Regions from separate parts of the Homo sapiens genome. Here region 2 is linked to region 1. The links are chromatin contacts, found by Hi-C in ENCODE. All regions are on one chromosome and are shown on one strand. The core of a region is the stretch at or near the end of the contact, and the rest is flanking DNA. Distances in the headings are between cores, read along the strand shown. Region 1 has its middle 750 kb from the start of HULC. Region 2 holds the start of LINC00518 (long intergenic non-protein coding RNA 518).

The links. A loop is a pair of places that touch in the nucleus more often than their neighbours do. Pooled maps may share reads with other maps.
Region 2: a loop to region 1 is called in a map of naive thymus-derived CD4-positive, alpha-beta T cell, with 7 times the contacts of the local background. The contact joins the promoter of LINC00518 here to the enhancer-like site in region 1. A Hi-C loop is called at or near these places in 10 of 168 maps with a recorded cell type or tissue (CD4-positive, alpha-beta T cell, Calu3, GM12878 and 6 more), 3 of 37 single-sample maps with no recorded cell type and 16 of 50 pooled maps.

What each region holds. Positions count from the first base shown.
Region 1 is chr6:9,395,911-9,401,503 of GRCh38, forward strand. No RefSeq gene overlaps it. Among named protein-coding and RNA genes, the nearest start is that of HULC, 750 kb to the left of the region's middle. Within about 2 kb of position 3,366, at least 6 of the 41 ENCODE cell types and tissues checked have a DNase peak (open chromatin) inside an H3K27ac peak, as active enhancers do; they include PC-3, where a contact is called at or near this core.
Region 2 is chr6:10,432,315-10,437,824 of GRCh38, forward strand. LINC00518 (long intergenic non-protein coding RNA 518) reads right to left here and starts at 2,508. Exons shown (of 3, transcript NR_027793.1): 1 at 2,199-2,508; 2 at 1,934-2,112. It overlaps MIR5689HG (MIR5689 host gene), which reads left to right and starts at 2,015. Exons shown (of 4, transcript NR_132993.1): 1 at 2,015-2,090. RefSeq lists an enhancer at 1,359-2,558.

The DNA.
Region 1 (5,593 bases), core at 2,116-4,615:
CTTAATACTTTTTAGTTTTTAGTTTGGGTTTTTTGTTGTTTTTGTTTCTTGTTAGAAATATTTGAAGATAGCTTTTCTCTTTTTGTGGGCATGCCTTTCTAGAAGACTGTTGCCTGCAGAAGTGCTATCCTGATATTTAATCTCTTTTTTTTTTAAAGATGACATTGCATGGGATTGATATTAATTGTTTTATATTGCTAATTTTTACAAAAATTTATTTTCCTTCATTTTTAGGAGGTAAATTTGATTTAGAATAGCTTTACTAACTTCTTGGGTTGTTTTGGTTTTGTTTGTTTGTTTGTTTTTGAGATGGAGTCTCACTCTGTCACCCAGGCTGGAGTGCAGTTGCATAATCTTGGCTCACTATAACCTCTGCCTCCTGGGTTGAAGTGATTCTCCTGCCTCAGCCTCCCAAGTAGCTGGGACTACAGGCGAGTGCCACCACGCCCGGCTAATTTTTTTGTATTTTTAGTAGAGATGGGGTTTCACGATGTTGGCCAGGCTGGTCTCAAACTTCTGACTTCAGGTGATCCATCCATCTCAGCCTCCCAAAGTGCCAGGATTACAGGCATGAGCCACCGTGCCCAGCCAAGAATAGCTTTACTAACTTCTAAGGAACTTCCAGGATAGCTCTTGAACTCTCTTCTGTGGTCCTTGTGAAATGTTTAAAGATATGATACTTTGCTTTCTGAAATCTCCTTAGTCCCTTTTCCTTCTCTACTCATTCACACATATGCACTGCATCGTTTTACTGGAATATTATTTTTCCTTTATTCCTATTGTCCTTGTCTTGCTACATTTCAATTTTATTTCCAGCAATTTCTTCTCAATGTGGGATTCTTTTCCAGGGAGGGAGGTTTGGCTGGTTCGCTGTGAGAAGTTGCCAGGGCCTTGTTGGCCCAGTCTGCTCAAGACATTTCAGATCCTTTGAATTCACCCACCACTGGAGCGTGTACTCCTCCCCACGCCAGCAGCTGTTCTCAGACTGGGTCACAGACAGTTTTCATAAGCATCTATTGGTTATTTTTGAATTCTTAGGTTGTAAAGATATTGTATTTTCTCCCTCAGCATCTCCTGCACAGATACTGAAAACATAGATTTTACAGCTCTTTATAGTTTCATTGGCACCCATTTGTATTTTGGAGTTTGTGGGAAATATAAATCACAAAATTAAAAGTGGCTGAGATAGCAATTGATGGAACTCAGTTGTATCAGAAAACCATTAATAGTGCCTCCCCATAAGACCACATTGGACCTAAAGCCTCCTCCAAATTCGTGAGGTCAATTTTAAATTACATATTTTATTTTGATTTTAAAATCAAAAATTTATTTTCAGATCACATTGGGACCAAATTTACAATAGATTCCTCAGCAATTATTTTTAAATTATTATACATCCTGCATTTCGTAGTTTCACCAAATGAGAGAAAGTTGATTCTTTTTTCAGGATTTTCTCCCTAAAACTCTACAAAAGTCACGACCATTCACTGCTGTGTATGTCAATGTATGTTTCGACTGCATTTACTGAATCATTAATTATTAAACTCTCAACATAAATAATTGCTTTTTACATGATAACTTTAGGTCAGATTCCCCACCCCCTTTTTTTTTCAAGAATGGCACTGTTTCCCTAATTTATAGCTTGCTAATTCTGGGGTAGGAAGGTTGCAATGTAATTTATACCAGCCATATCCCATCTTAAAAATGCGTTATTTTGGTCTTATTTCAAAAAGTTTAGGAGTACCGGAAATTTCTGATAAAACTCAACTATACCATACTCTTGTTTATGAACACCTGAGAAGGATTATTAAATTGGATTTGAATTTGAGTCCCTTTCAACTATGCATGTATATGAGTATTTGCATTATTATATTGAAACCATGGGATACACGAATCTTGCTATTACAGGCATCTAATGAGGGTGAAGGGATGACAACTATGCAGAAATCATACCCCACTCACTCCTCTCTGCTGTGTCCACAGCACTTTAGTGCTATTTAATGTTTTCCCACTGAATCTGGATATAACCTCAGACTCTTTCTTAACACCATGCTCCAGGCAGGTAGCACAAATCAGTTAGCCCAGGAATTCCAATCTATTTTGAGACAGAAAAGAATATCATCTCAGAGGCATATTCTTAAGCTGGCTGTAGCTGGTGGGTGAGGCGTGCCCTGTGGAAGCCTTTTTCAGCAGCAGGCCTTGGTGCCCTGGCACCTGCAGGCTTGTTAAGCAGCCGGGCCTGATATCTTCACCCATTACTCTGAGAAAGCACTTGAATGACAGGCACCGAGCCAGTGTTTACCCTGTGGGGCTCGTGACACACACAGTGTCTGTCAACACTTCCTATCACTCTCCTGCTTATGCAGACTTTTTTTTTTTTGCCTGATGTATTCATCACCAGACTGCAGACACCTAGTTAATCCATTTAGAACCTATCACCTCTGTTCATCGGCTCATAAACCTATTACATTGGAGGCGCAGTTCTGAGGGACACAGGTGCCAGACCAGTGCACAAAACCCAATTGAGTTATGTAGCAGGCAGTGAGGGGCCTCTAATCACCATGCTGACTGCATGGGGAATTGCCCGTGTTATGTGGTAGCAGCCACTTTATTAAATATCGATTTAAATCACGGCCTTTAATCAAATCGGATAGAAGACCTTTTTCACCTTCGCCCCTCTTCGGCTCCTCCTCGCCCTCCTCCTTTTCCAATCAGCCTGCCTGGTGACATCCGAGCTGAGGGATGAATAGTCAGCAAGGAGTTCACCAGCAAACCCTTTTCAACAGTAATGAGGCATTTGTGATAATCGAGTGATGAAATGTAAATGGGCAGTAATGAGCACAATTACATCCACTAGGGAACCATCAACGTGGCTTCTTTCCTCACAGATAGATAAGCTCTTTCCCTGTCATTGCCTACTGCTGACTTCACTGGGAGGCAGGGTGCCCAGCGAGCGCAGGGTGGGGGCGCGCCCTGGGATGGGTGGGGAGGCTGAGAACTGGCGGAGAGCAGGGCCGTGGCAGCGGGCGGGGCGGAGAGAACCCCCACCCGCACTACAAGGCCTTGAGCACCCGGGCCTTGCGGTTCCTCTGCCGGCTCCCATCCTTCTCCGCCTCTCCTCCTCCTTCCCTCCGAGGACGCTGGGGCTCCATTTGCCGCGCGGCTGGAAAGTCGCCTGCGTGCGCTAATGAGCTCAAGGTGAGCCGCGGCCTGTTGGTTACATTGAAAAACTGTGCGGAGTGACCGGGGCCGGCTGCGTGTGAGCAGAGACTGAAGCCAAGAAATGGGAGCCTTGCCAGGAAGCACGAGTGCCACCGCTGCTTGTGTCATCTTTGTAGTCAGGCGACCAACAGCGGAGAAAGACGCCGGCATTTCCAGGAAAGCGGGCAGCCCCGCGCATCTGCCACCGGCCTACCCAGACTCTGGCTTGGCCTGGCGCGATGTGTTGACAGGCCGGGGATGGTCTACCCACTGCAGACCAAATCTCAGAGGATGGGAAATGTTTTGTGGTTTTAAAAATTCTAAAATAACTTCGGAACAACATAGGGTGCCCTTGACATAAGAAATATGCTAAGAAGGTGTTTTACGAACGCAGTAAATGAATTACTGGTTCACCACTGTGATTTTATTGTGCATATATAGTCGTATTACAAATGATACATATATTCCTTATGAATAATTTTCTAAAGTGAATTGTGTTGATGTATAGATGTAACGGATCAGTTAGCAAAGTGAAAATTGATTTTAATAATTTTTCATCAATTAAAAGTCCACCATGATCATTTTGTATTCAAAAAAGTTAAAATTTTTAAAATATTTCTTTTGTGTGTGGTAGAAACTACCTATCTCTTTTATTTTGTTCTTTGAACTTTTCATCATTAAATGGAAAGCCAGAGTTGTCAAATTATAATAAAATATTAGGCCAAATTCTGTCCACAGAACAGTCTACAAAATTTACATGACTATTGGTCAATATGAGAAATGCATGTATGGTTTAATAATGTTTTTTGGCCCCAAGACAATTTGACATGTGGAGGCATTTTTTTTCCTTCAATTTCTCAAGTGTTTACTTTCAGCACTACTTTTTCTTGGAATATTCATTTCAAAGAGTACTGTGTTTATGGAACGCTCAGGTCCATGCGTGTTTTCTTCTTCATATCCTTGAACATATGTGGAAAGTTCAATAAAATGACTCACTCAGTAAACTGATGAATTGGCTGTTGGCGAACTGGTCATTTGGTTTATCACATATTCAGTAAATAGCCTTTTGGCAAGCCGACTTTTGTTCAACTGGCTTTCAAAACTTTGAATGCACTTAGAAAGCTATAGTGATTGTTAAAAAATGCCAATCCAACCAAATTAAAACAAAATCAATCTCATCTACTAATTTACTATAAAACGGTAATATCTCATCAAATCATGACCCTGGGCTACTGCAAGAACCTTACTCTTCTGACTAAGATGTATATCAGAAACTTACTGAGGCCGTAAATATGCAAGCAATGAAAATTTGAGAGTTTAGCATGGCATAAAACATCTTCTCCATGCCCGGCCTTGCCTGTTCCTGCAACCTTGCTTCTTTCAACTCTTCAACTTGTAGTCTGTCCTCTGGGTAACTGAAATGTAGTAGTTCCCTACAAACATTGTGCAATTTCACACCTCCATGCCTTTGTTTATGCCAGTCTTTCTATCCTGAGGACTCTACCCTTGCGTTCTTTTTTGCCTTCTTATTCTTCATCAATGGGCAACCTGCGCATCCCTTCCTCCTTGAGAAGCCTTGCCGAGTTCCCAAGACTACATTATTTTTTGTTTGTTTTTTCAGCATCAATTGCTTTATTTGTTTCTTAGTTCTGTATAGCATATTTTATTCATAGTAAAATCCTTGGGGTTAAACAGCCAAAGATCAATTTTTAGGTTTATATCTCTCCCATGTAGTTTATTGCCTCAAGCATAGTAGTTTCTCAGTAAATGTTTAGTAACTAGAAATGGAAAAGTTTTAATTCACCTCTCTGACTTAATAAGTTCTCAGAGTTGAACCTAATTGCATTTTAGCTTTGTCTTTTTATTTCTTACCTTTTATCTCTTACTCCTTAAAAAGCAGAGTCAGAAAATAACCATTAAATCAAACGTTCTATGAGGTTGTGTGTTCATGAAACCTTAAAAAAATTATCTCTTCCTTTCTGGTAGAATAAAACTCAATCTTCTCAGTATGATTGTTTTACTGAGAATCTGACAGGAACAAAGGTATAGATCTATCACTTAAAGAATGCTTTATTTGTGGTTGTTTTTTTCTTTCAAAAACAGTTTGCATGAAATGACAACATAAGAATAGCTGACCTAGTTAAGAGAACAAGCTGCTTAAACAATATGGAACCATGTATTTGAATTTAAAATTGCACAACAATAAATCCTTTTAGATATATTAATTGAAATAGATAACCCATTTAGAAAAAAAAGAAGATGACTACTTGGTAACAGATTTTTGTCTGGTTAAAAATCTCATAATAGATGTTTCTCTAATTCAGACTGCCTTTGCTTACAATTCATTATGATCCAGTGGGCTGGAAGGTACCAGTGTTAAGCTATTTCTTTT
Region 2 (5,510 bases), core at 1,258-3,757, 1.0 Mb after region 1:
ATTCAGTAATATAAAAATTATGACATTTTTCTAAGGGAACTGAGTCATACAGGCCTTGAATGATTATATATAATAATCTTTTTTTTTTTTTTTTTTTTTGGACACGGAGTTTTGCTCTTGTTGCCCAGGCTGGAGTGCAGTGGCGCAGTCTCGGCTCACTGCAACCTCTACCTCCCAGGTTCAAGTGATTCTCCTGCCTCATCCTCCCGAGTAGCTGGGATTGCAGGCATGCACCACCATGCCCGGCTAATTTTTTGTATTATTAGTACAGACAGGGTTTCACCATGTTGGCCAGGCTGGTCTTGAGCTCCTGACCTCAGGTGATCCACCCGCCTCAGCCTCCCAAAGTGCTGGGATTACAGGCCTGAGCCACCGTGCCCAGCAATAATCTTTATAGTCAAGTTTGCTGTTGTGTGTTTTTTTTTTTTAAAAAACAGAATTAGTTGTTTTGTCTTTTATTTTGTTTTGTTTTAGAGGCAGAATCTCACTATGTTGCCCAGGCTTATTTTGCACCACTGGCCTCAAGCAGTCCTCCCAGCTCTGCCAAATTTTAGACACCTGGACTTGGAAACCCATGAGAAGTTGGCCAGCGCTTCCTTTTGCATTTATGCAGAGCAATGGTAAACGTCAGCAGCAAATTTACAATCAATCTTATTTTCCAGTGTCTCCAGAGATTTGATTGTTTTGCTTATATGGCTTATGGCAATACTTACCTCCAATGTCTGATTTTTCAAAAAAATTTCATCTAATCCTTTGTGCAATGGTTTACATCTAATTTTTTTTGTTCTGAGATGTAGACAGCTATTAAGAACTGATCTTTGCACAGTAAATTTTTCCTATTCTTAGTCATTATCCTTAGGTGAGGCAACATGGTGCCATTCAGTTATTCAGCAAATTCTCACATCTTCCGTGTGCCATGCATTGTTACAGGTTTTGAGCCTAGAACCATGAAAACAAAAGACAAAAATCTCTGCCCTTGTGGACTTTGTATTCCAGAGGAGAGAAAATAAACAAGGTAAGTAAAATATATAGTATGGTAGATAATGAATGGTATGGGCTGAAGGAAAAACATAAACAAAGACGTTAGGTAGTGCTGAGAGGGAGGGTGGTTTGCAGTTGAGATAAGGATGTCTCCAAGGATATGGTGGCATCTGCATTACCAGAGAAACATTCCAGGCAGAGAAACCAGTGAGTGCAAAGGCCCTGAGGCAGAAGCATGGCTGGCTTGTGTGGTAGGCATGAGTGAGCTAAGGACAGAGGAGCTACAGAGGACGCCAAAGAGAAATTGAGAATTGAAGGGAGTTGGGGGATGGAGCTGTTGGTACCGAAGGGAGACATTATAAAGACCTTAGCTTGGCTGGGCACTGTGGCTCATGCCTGTAATCCCAGCACATTGGGAAGCCGAGGCAGGTGGATCACCTGAGGTCAAGAGTTCGAGACCAGCCTGGCCAACATGGGGAAACCCCATCTCTACTAAAAATACAAAAATTAGCCGGGCGTGGTGGCGTGCACCTGTAATCCCAGCTACTTGGGAGGCTGAGGCAAGAGAATCGCTTGAACCCGGGAAGTGGAGGTTGCAGTGAGCCAAGATCACACCACTGCACTGCAGTCTGGGCAACAAGAGTGAAACTCCATCTCAAAAAAAAAAAAGACCTTAGCTTTTCCTCTGAGAGCAGAAACTTTGGAGGGGCTTGAGTCAAGCAATGGCGTGATCTGCTTCGTATCTTAACAGAGTCACCTTGGCTGCTCGGTCAGGGCAGGGGGACAAGTGTGGAGGCAGCAAAGTCAATTTGGACGCTGTGGCCAACAACCATAAGCACGGCTGAGGTCACCTAGGGAGTGCTTGTGGATGAACAGGGAAGAGGCCCAAGACTGGACGTGGAGGTCTCCAATGTTTAGAGTCAGGGAAATGAAGGACACCAACAAAACTCACCTAAGAGAGGAGCAGTCGAAGAAGGAGGGGAACTGCTGAGCATGGGCTCTGGAAGCCACAGCTCCAGGAAGAGGAAGTGAACAGCTCTGTCAAACGCTGCTGCTGGGTGGAGCTCCCTGAAGACAGAGAGTGAACCCTTGGTTTTCGCCATGTAGAGGTGAGTGGATGTGGTGGAAAACCTGCAGGGAGGTTAGAATCAGGGAGCTCTACCATTTTAGCCAAATTCACTACATAAAACCTAGGCACTGCTAAGCAATTTACTCACCCCTTTGATCCTCAGCGGTCTCATTAGTAACACAGATGGAATGATTCCTACCTCAGGCTGGTGAGCTCTTAAAGAGACAATGTTAGGAGTATTCATTTGCTAGGATGGCCTTCACAAAATACAACCGACCTGAATTGCAAACATTTATTTTCTCACAGTTCCGGAGGCTGGAAGTCCAAGATGGAGCTGCTGTGAGGGTTGGTTTCCGGTGAGGCCTTTCTTCCTAGCTCGTAGACAGCCACCTTCTCTCTGTGTCCTCACATGGCTTTTCTTTTGTGTCCATGCCGAGAGAGAGGACTCTCTGAGGACTCTCCCTCTTCTTGTAAGGACACCAGTCCTATCAGACTAGGGCCCCACTCTTATGACCTCATTTAATTTAATTATGTCTGTAAAGGCCCCTGCTCCAAATATAGTCACATTGAGGATTATGGCTTCATAATCCTGTGACTCTGGGGAGAGGACACATTTCAGTCCATAACAAAGCCCTTAGTGTGTTTTAGTGCTCAAAACTGTTCATTCATACCTCGGTTATTCCATTATTATTGCCTACGATATTACCACTTCAGGGTTTTTGTTATTTTTTACAATATAGAGCACAACGTATAATAAACTACACATACGAATTCTCATTGAGGAATTACAGAAAATATATCTATCGCGTCTAACAAGGTTTAATTAGCATCTTGGAAAAAAAAAAAAACACCTACGTTTTTAAGGAAAAAGTTGGCCAATACTGCCATCTGTTGGAATTTTGGTCAAAGCTCATGTGTTGGACTTTACTCATTCTTTGTCAATATCTTTTCTTTCTTTCTTTCTTTCTTTTTTTCTGAGACGGAGCCTTGCTCTGTTACCCAGGCTGGAGTGTGGTGGCGCGATCTCGGCTCACTGCAACCTCCGCCTCCTAGGTTCAAGCGATTCTCCTGCCTTGGCCTCCTGAGTAGCTGGAATTACAGGCACGCGCCACCACGCCCGGCTAATTTTTGTATTTTTAGTAGAGACGGAGTTTCACCATGTTGGTCAGGCTGGTTTCGAACTCCTGACCTCGTGATCCACCCACCTCGGCCTCCCAAAGTGCTGGAATTACAGGCGTGAGCCACCGCGCCCGGCCCTTTGTCAACATCTTATATGTTGCTGTGATTATTTTCTTCCCTAATAAGTGTAAAATTGGATGATTTTGTTTTCAATTTAAACCTACAATAAGTATTCTAAGAAATACACAAAGATTCTACTATGACAGAATGAGTCTTTTCCTACTTGCGACATTCATTCTAAATTTCACAAATGCAAGTTGTGGAAAGAGAGACATTGATGGAAAAATTTCTACTTTTGGAGACAAATTCTCATTCGCATTAGTTTTATTTTTATTTCTCAATTATAAGTTATTTGGCGTTCTGGCTCACCTAATCCGTGAACCAAGAGGGTTGCTTTCGGAAGCCTACTAGTGGAAAATGAAAGTTTCAGATCTGAAGCTAGCAAATGCTCACTTGCTGATGATGAGGAACAAGTTCTATTATAATAGAGTTGGTTACAAGGCTATGCAGCAAGAAAAAGGTGCTCAGCTTTATGAGAGAAGTGCAACAGATATTGGAATGTGGTGGCCTTGATGATGCTGTTCTTAGGAGACTCCATAGGCATTCTTTTTTTTTTTTTGAGACGGAATCTCGCTCCGTCGCCCACTCGCCACCGCGCCCGGCTAATTTTTTTGTATTTTTAGTAGAGACAGGGTTTCACTGTGTTAGCCAGGATGGTTTCCATCTCCTGACCTCGTGATCCGCCCGCCTCGGCCTCCCAAAGTGCTGGGATTACAGGCATGAGCCACCGCGCCCGGCCGCAGTAGGCATTCTTATACTTTGATGGGAGTAGTGTAATATGGTATAGCTTCTTTGTGAAATCGATCCAAATAAATATGAGCACACCTTTGAACCTAGCGACTCCACTTGTTGGAATTTATCCTACAGATGGAGTTGCAAGTGTGCGAAATGATGGGTTTATATATCGTGACTTTTTTAATAATAGCAAAGACTGGAAACAGTCTAAATGCTATCAATAAGACACATTTAAATAAATGATGGGTCAGTCGTATAAAGGAATAACATTCAGTCATTACAAGGAATGAGGCAGTTCTCTATGTACTCTACAGATTCATTTCCAAGACATATTGTTAAGGAAGAAAGCAAGGTGTAGTGCACTAGGTATGGTATACACATGTGTTAAGAATTGTGTTTTACTGTAGTATACCATACCTTATATGTTTAATAGAACATATCTCATCTATATTTTGTAATTCATTTTTATAAAACTGCCTGTAAATAGAAAAATTTTATTATCTCTTTCATGTCTACAGCTTCTACATTTATGTCCCCTCTTACTTTTTTTTTTTTTGGAGAGACAGTGTCTCACTATGTTGCCTAGACCAGTTTCAAACTCCTGGGCTCAAGTGATCCTTCTGCCTCAGCCTCCCAAAGCGTTGGAACTACAGGTGTGAGCCAGCCCGCCTGGCCCCTCTTACATTCTTTGTTGTTGTTGTTTTGTTGTTGTTGTCTTTGTTGTTTTTTGAAGCAGAGTCTCCCTCTGTGGCCCAGGCTGGAGTGCAGTGGCTTGATCGTGGCTCACTGCAACCTCCGCCTCCCAGGTTCAAGCCATTCTCCTGCCTCAGCTTCCCGAGTAGCTAGGACTGTAGGCATATGCCACCACGCCCAGCTAATTTTTTTTATAATTTTAGTAGAGATGGGTTTTCACCATGTTGGCCAGGCTGGCCTCAAGCTCCTGACCTCCAGTGATCTTCCTGCCTTGGCCTCCCAAAATGCTGGGATTACAGGCATGAGCCACTGGGCCGAGCCCCCTTACATTCTTAATATAGTTTATTTGTGTCCTTTCTTTTTTCACTTTTTCACTCTTGCTTACAGGTTTTTCAATTGTGTTAGGCTTTTTAAAGAACTGCTTGTCTTTGTAATGCTCTATATTATAAATTTTAGTTGTATTTATTTACTTCTGCTCTTACATTAATTTTTCATTTTTGATCTTTGAATTTATTTTGCTGTTGTTTTCTAATTCTAATTTGGATGACTAGCTAATTAAAAAAAATGTTTTCCCACTTCTTAAATGTCAGCATTTATAGGCTTTTGCGCTATACATTTCACTCAAAGTAGATTTTGTGAAATGCCACAATATTTGGCATGTGGCATTTTCACAATTGTCAATTCAAAATGTTTTCTAGTTTTCAGTGTGACTTATTTTTTGATCCATGGCTTTACTTATAAGTGTATATTTAAAAATTTCCAAATATATCATTTGTTTTGACTATTACATTTT